Regions from separate parts of the Mus musculus genome. Here region 1 is linked to region 2. The links are chromatin loops, found by intact Hi-C in ENCODE. Cell type or tissue: gastrocnemius. All regions are shown on one strand. Each heading gives the region's core, and the rest is flanking DNA. Links, peaks and the distances in the headings are about the cores only. Region 1 overlaps Ptp4a2 (protein tyrosine phosphatase 4a2). Region 2 has its middle 36 kb from the start of Ptp4a2.

The links. A loop is a pair of places that touch in the nucleus more often than their neighbours do. Peaks named below come from ENCODE experiments on the same cell type or tissue, not always from the same donor. Only the 100,000 strongest peaks of a DNase experiment are listed, where the experiment ranks them.
Region 1: a loop joins it to region 2, with 2.6 times the contacts of the local background. A loop is called at or near these places in 27 of 42 quality-filtered maps.

Annotation. Positions count from the first base shown.
Region 1 is chr4:129,836,357-129,839,162 of GRCm38, forward strand. It overlaps Ptp4a2 (protein tyrosine phosphatase 4a2), which reads left to right. Exons shown (of 6, transcript NM_008974.4): 2 at 2,622-2,806. Among named protein-coding and RNA genes, the nearest start is that of 1700108I11Rik, 15 kb to the right of the region's middle. In gastrocnemius, for the core only: no CTCF peak of the experiment used is centred there; no DNase peak of the experiment used is centred there; H3K27ac peaks cover 1,388 bases.
Region 2 is chr4:129,782,802-129,785,607 of GRCm38, forward strand. No RefSeq gene overlaps it. Among named protein-coding and RNA genes, the nearest start is that of Ptp4a2, 36 kb to the right of the region's middle. In gastrocnemius, for the core only: a CTCF peak has its summit at 1,514 (motif pointing left); a DNase peak (open chromatin) is centred at 2,534; H3K27ac peaks cover 898 bases.

The sequences.
Region 1 (2,806 bases), core at 187-2,686, 54 kb after region 2:
CTACAACGTCTCTGACTAGTGTTGTTACAGTAATACTTGGAGAGAATGCTGTGGAATCACTGACCTTCAGATAGCTCCTACTTGTTTGCTTTTTTTCTCCCTGGTTGTCCTGTAACTCACTGTGTAGATCAGACTGGCCTCAAACTCAAGAGATTGGCCTGCCTCTGCCTTCTGAGGAAGGGATCAAAGGCCTGCACTGCTGCTGCCAGTGCCACCCAGCTTTTTTTGATGGGGTGCCCCACATGCATGCAGAAGAAGCCTGAGAGGTCAAGAGGAGGTGATTGGATTGTTGGAACTGGAGCTACATACAGACAGTTAACTGCAATGAGGATGCTGGGAACCAAACCCAGGCCTTTTTTTTGTTTTTTTGTTTTTGTTTTTGTTTTTTGTTGTTGTTGATTTTAGGTTTTTTGAGACAGGGTTTCTCTGTATCACCCTGGCTGTCCTGGAACTCACTCTGTAGACCAGGCTGGCCTCAAACTCAGAAATCCACCTGCCTCTGCCTCCCAAGTGCTGGAACTAAAGGCGTGCACTACCACTGCCTGGTGAAACCCAGGTCTTTTGCAAAAGCAACAAGTAATCTTAATACTGAGCCATTTCTGTAGCCTCCAGAATGGTTTTTTTTTTTTGTTTTGTTTTGTTTTTGTTTTTTTGGTTTTTTGTTTGTTTGTTTGTTTGTTTTTGTAATTAGTTCTGGAGAGATGTCTCAGTCAGTGCTGGTTAAGTGTACTCACTGCTCTTCCAGAGTGACCAGATTCCAACCCCAGTACCCACAAAGTAACTCACCTATCACTTTAGGTACATGATGTAAAGACATAATTCAGGCAAAAATACCCATACATAGAACCATTAATATTCAAAGGAAAGAAACAATTATATTTTAAAGGTTTATTTTATTACTACTTTTAACTCTGTGTACTTGTGTGCTGGCATCCTTGGAAGCCAGAAATTTTGGATCTCTGGAACTGAAGGCATAGGTAGTTGTGAGCTGCTCAGTGTGGGTGTTGTAAATTTAAAGTCTTTTGCAAAAGCAGATTACCTTCTCAACCACGGAGTCATCTTTCTAGTCCTAAAATTATGGATTATGTTTATTAGACAGGGGATTACTATGTAACTCTGGCTGACCTAGAACTCCCTGTGTAGACTAAGGTGGCCTCAAACATACAGAACTCCATTTGCTTCTCAAGAGATGAGACTAAAGTTGTATGCCATTAAGTCCAACTTTTTTTTAAAAGATTTATTTATTGTATGTGAGTACACTGTAGCTGTCTTCAGACACAACAGAAGAGAGCATCGGATCCCATTAAAGATGGTTGTGAGCCACCATGTGGTTGCTGGGAACTGAACTCAGGACCTCTGGAAGAGCAGTCAGTGCTCTTAACCTCTGAGCCATCTCTCCAGCCCAGTCCAAATTTTTTTTGGGAGGAACAAAACTTAAATTATTTGTGATAGAGTTACCTATCTCACTATATAGCTGTGTAGACAAAGTTGGCCTAAGAATTGCCATTTCCCTGTCTCAGCATCGTGGGTGCTGAGATCACAGTCATGCCTGGCTGATTTTGTACTCTTGAGGTAGTGATGTGAAAAGGAAAACCTGGACCAGAAGTGAGAGCATGTATGTATGTGAGAGCATGGGTATGTATGTGAGAGCATGTATGTATGTGAGAGCATGGGTATGTATGTGAGAGCATGTATGTATGTGAGAGCATGTATGTATGTGAGAGCATGGGTATGTATGTGAGAGCATGTATGTATGTGAGAGCATGGGTATGTATGTAAGCTGAATCCACAGACAGATACAGTAAAAACAGCCACATGGCCCAGTTAATTCACTGTGTGACTTGAGGCAAATCCTTTTACTATACCAGCTCTTGTGTGTCTGTGTGTGCATGCTCGAGTGTGTGTGTGTGTGTGTGTGTGTGTGTGTGTGTGTGTGTGTGTGTGTGTGTGTGCGTGCATGTAGACCAGGCTTGTTCTAAACTTAGCAAAGAATGGCCTTGAATTCTGATCTTTCTGCTTCTACCATTCAGGTGCTAGGATTACTGGGTATGTGCCATACACCCAATTTATGAGATGCTGCTGACCAAACTAGGCTTGTAATGTAGGGAAGCGCTCTACCAACTGAACTGTATCTCTAGTCCTAAAATAAAAGATTTGACTGTGCTTAATAGATTAATATCATAATTGGGGAAGCAGTTCGTAAGATTTTTATAAAATCAAATTTTTGAAGTAAAAATTTGTTGATTATCCTCAGCTTATTTACAAATGGATACCCTATTTTAAACAGAGTACATGTGAAAGAGCAAGTCAACAAAAGCAGAAAAATACAGTAGTTTTGTGAGCTGAAGTTAAAAAAGAGTCCATAGAAGGAAATTTTCTTCAAGTACCCTTAATGTATGATTTGAATGAATTTTTAAGATCTCAAGACAACGAAGAATGAGTTAGACGTGATTCTAAGACTGGTTGGTGTTTAAGATCTTGTTATGTATGTCACTCCCCCTTATCTGAATGTTTGTTACGTTTTACCTGTTTTGGTTTCTTAGAGAATCTATTCTTTCTGAAGGCTTCATGTCTATTCCGTTCTGTTACTCACTTTATTTTACCTTTGTTTTTTCCCCCAGGTTTTTCGTTGGAATATACGTTGCACATTTATGGCGATTCTGAGCGTGAGGGCAGACTTCTGCCAGGCTCAGCACAGCCTTTCCGCTGACAAGTGAGCTTGGGGTTATACGTGCCATAATTAACATTGCCTTGACGACTCTGGACACCGAGACTGGCCTCAGAAGTAGTAGGCTTTTTTTTTTTT
Region 2 (2,806 bases), core at 228-2,727:
CATAACTAAACATTTTGTCGTGAGGTTCCACGTGACCAGTGTGTAGGGTTGTGAGAGGGACCCGAGGCAGGCTGTCTCCTTTCTGGGAACTCTAGCTGTACTCTGTGTACTCCTTCAGGTCCACCCTTGGCTCCTCTTGGCTCTAGTCTGTGTCTGGTTCTGTCAGGATGTGTCACCAACAGGCCCCTTTACCCTCTGGTTAAACTCAGCCAATGAGAGGAGAGTTTGAGGCAAGAGGTGCCAGAGGGCTTCCCCTTTCATTGCTCTTCCTTCCCAGGCTGGAATGGGCCTTGATTGACAGTCACTGGCCTTCCTGAGCAGGCCCTCTCTCCCTCAGGGATCAGGTAACCAGCTCCCCTATCCCCTCAGGCCTCAGGGTAGTGACAGTTCCTCAGCTGTTTGTAGCCTCGGGTCACCGCACCACCCCTTCTGAGTTCCCCCACACCCACCCACACTGTTGTGAATAAACCCTCTTCAAATTATTCTAATTTGAGTGCACCATCTGTTTTCAGTTGGGACCCTGACTGATACATTTGCCAAATAAGGATTCTTTTGGTTGTTAGGGAGGGAGAAAAGAAGAGGGAGGCAGAGAGAGAAATATATATATATGCCTCATATACCTGATCTTGAGCCATAAACTTTAGACAAGTCTATCCAACAGTTGAGGCTTGAGTTTAGGAACAAGCTCCTAGGCCAACAGAGTGTCCCCCATCCTTTGGCTCTAGTCGCCTGATTTGCTTTGTCTTCTCCTGGTGGCACAGGTTTAACATCTTTAGTGGCTTCAGAATCTGAGACAGGAGGATTACAAGTTCAAGACCAGCCTAGGCAACTGAGTAAGACTCTGTCTCAAAATAAAAAGGTAAAAAGAAAGCTGGGTGGTGGTGGAGCAGACCTTTGATTCCAGCGCTGGGCGGAGCTCTGAGTTGGAGGCCAGCCTGGTCTACAGAGCGAGTTTCAGGACAGCCAGGACTACACAGAGAAACAGTGTCTCAGGAAAACCAAAAAGAAAATGTGAAAAGAGGGCTGGGGCTCAGCTCAGTGATAGATAGCAAGCATCGGGTTCTGAGTTTGATTCCCAGTAACCCCCCCCCCCAAAAAAAAAGCAAACCAAACTAAACTTCCAGGCTTCTCATCTATTTGGCAGGAGTCCCAAGTCCATTTCCAAACTGATTAAGATAAAGCTGAAAGGTGCTGGAGAGATGGCTCAGCAGTTAAGAGGATCTGGGTTTAATTCTCAACACCCACATAGTGGTTCACAAACATCTAGAAGTCCAGTTCTAGGAGATCCAATGACCTCTTCTGGCTGCTGTGGGCACTAGGCATACCTGTGGAGCACAGACTCACATGCAGGCAAAACACCTATACACATAGAAATAATTACAACTAGGGCTGGAGAGATGGTTCAGTGGTTAAGAGCACTGACTGCTCTTCTGAAGGTTCTGAGTTCAAATCCCAGCAACCACATGGTGGCTCACAACCATCAGTAATGAGATCTGCCGCCCTCTTCTGGTGTGTCTGAAAACAGCTACAATGTACTTAGATATAATAATAAATAAATCTTAAAAAAAAAAATACAACTAAGCTGGGGGTTGTGGCACACGCCTTTAATCCCAGCACTCCGGAAGCAGAGGCAGGCAGATTTCTGAGTTCGAGGCCACCCTGGTCTACAGAGTGAGTTCCAGGACAGCCAGGGCTACAGAAAGAAACCCTGTCTTGAAAAAAACAAAACAAAACAAAATGAAACAAGATTTTTATTTGTCTTAGTTAAGGTTGCTATTGTGCTGATAGAACACCATGACCAAAGCAACTCAGGGAGGAAAAGGCAGAGACAGATGGATCTCTATGAGTGTGAGGCCAGCCTTGTCTACATAGATAAGATAGCTCTGACTCCAGGAAAGAGCTATGGAATAGAGAGATCCTGTCTCAAAAGACAAACAACATCATCAACAACAAAAAAATGTACTTTATTTTGTGTATATAAATGCTTTGCCTGCATGTGTGTGTGGTATACTATATGCATGCCTGGTACCCAGAAAGCCCAGAATAGGGTATCGGATCTCCTGGAATTGTGATCCTGAGCCAGCATGTGGGTGTTGGGAATCCTCCAGGGAACCTGGAGGAGCAGCCTGTGCTCTTAACCACTGAGCCATCTCTCCAGTCCACACAAAGGTAACGATTTCATGATTAGAATGACTGTGTCTTCTTGCAACCTGCTTTCTACTGTCCACACCCCTGACCACCAGACCTCTTTACTAGTCAAGAAAGCTGTCTTTTTTTTTTTTCTCTTAATGGTTATTAAAGAGCATCTAGGAGCCCCTGCTTTCTAGCAGATAATGTTCACACTGGCTTGCAGCCACTGGGTTTAGTCTAGGTAAAGCAAGACCATGATCTATCTGAGAGCTGGTTTCTGATCTCCTGATGCTGGCTGGCATCAGGCGCTCAGACTGCAGGGATGACAGTCAACGGGAAATCAGCCTTTGAGGATAACCTTGGCTTGTTGGAATACAGGAGTTATTTAGCTAAATGGCACTGAAATATTATTCCCACTAGAGGGCACTGGTGAGCCATTTAGCGTTTCCACCAGGCTCACGGAAACTCTTCCCTGTAAGAAAGGTTACTGCCTGAAGCAACCTCCCAGATGACTAGGCAACCAAGTAAACTCTCCTATTCCAGAAGAGTGATGATGTATCAGAGGAAATCTGGTTAAACACACTACAAGGACAACATAAGAGAAAATAAAATCAAGGTATCTAGCCCCCCTATGTAAATACCTTAGTAATATTTTTCTTTCTTTCTTTCTTTCTTT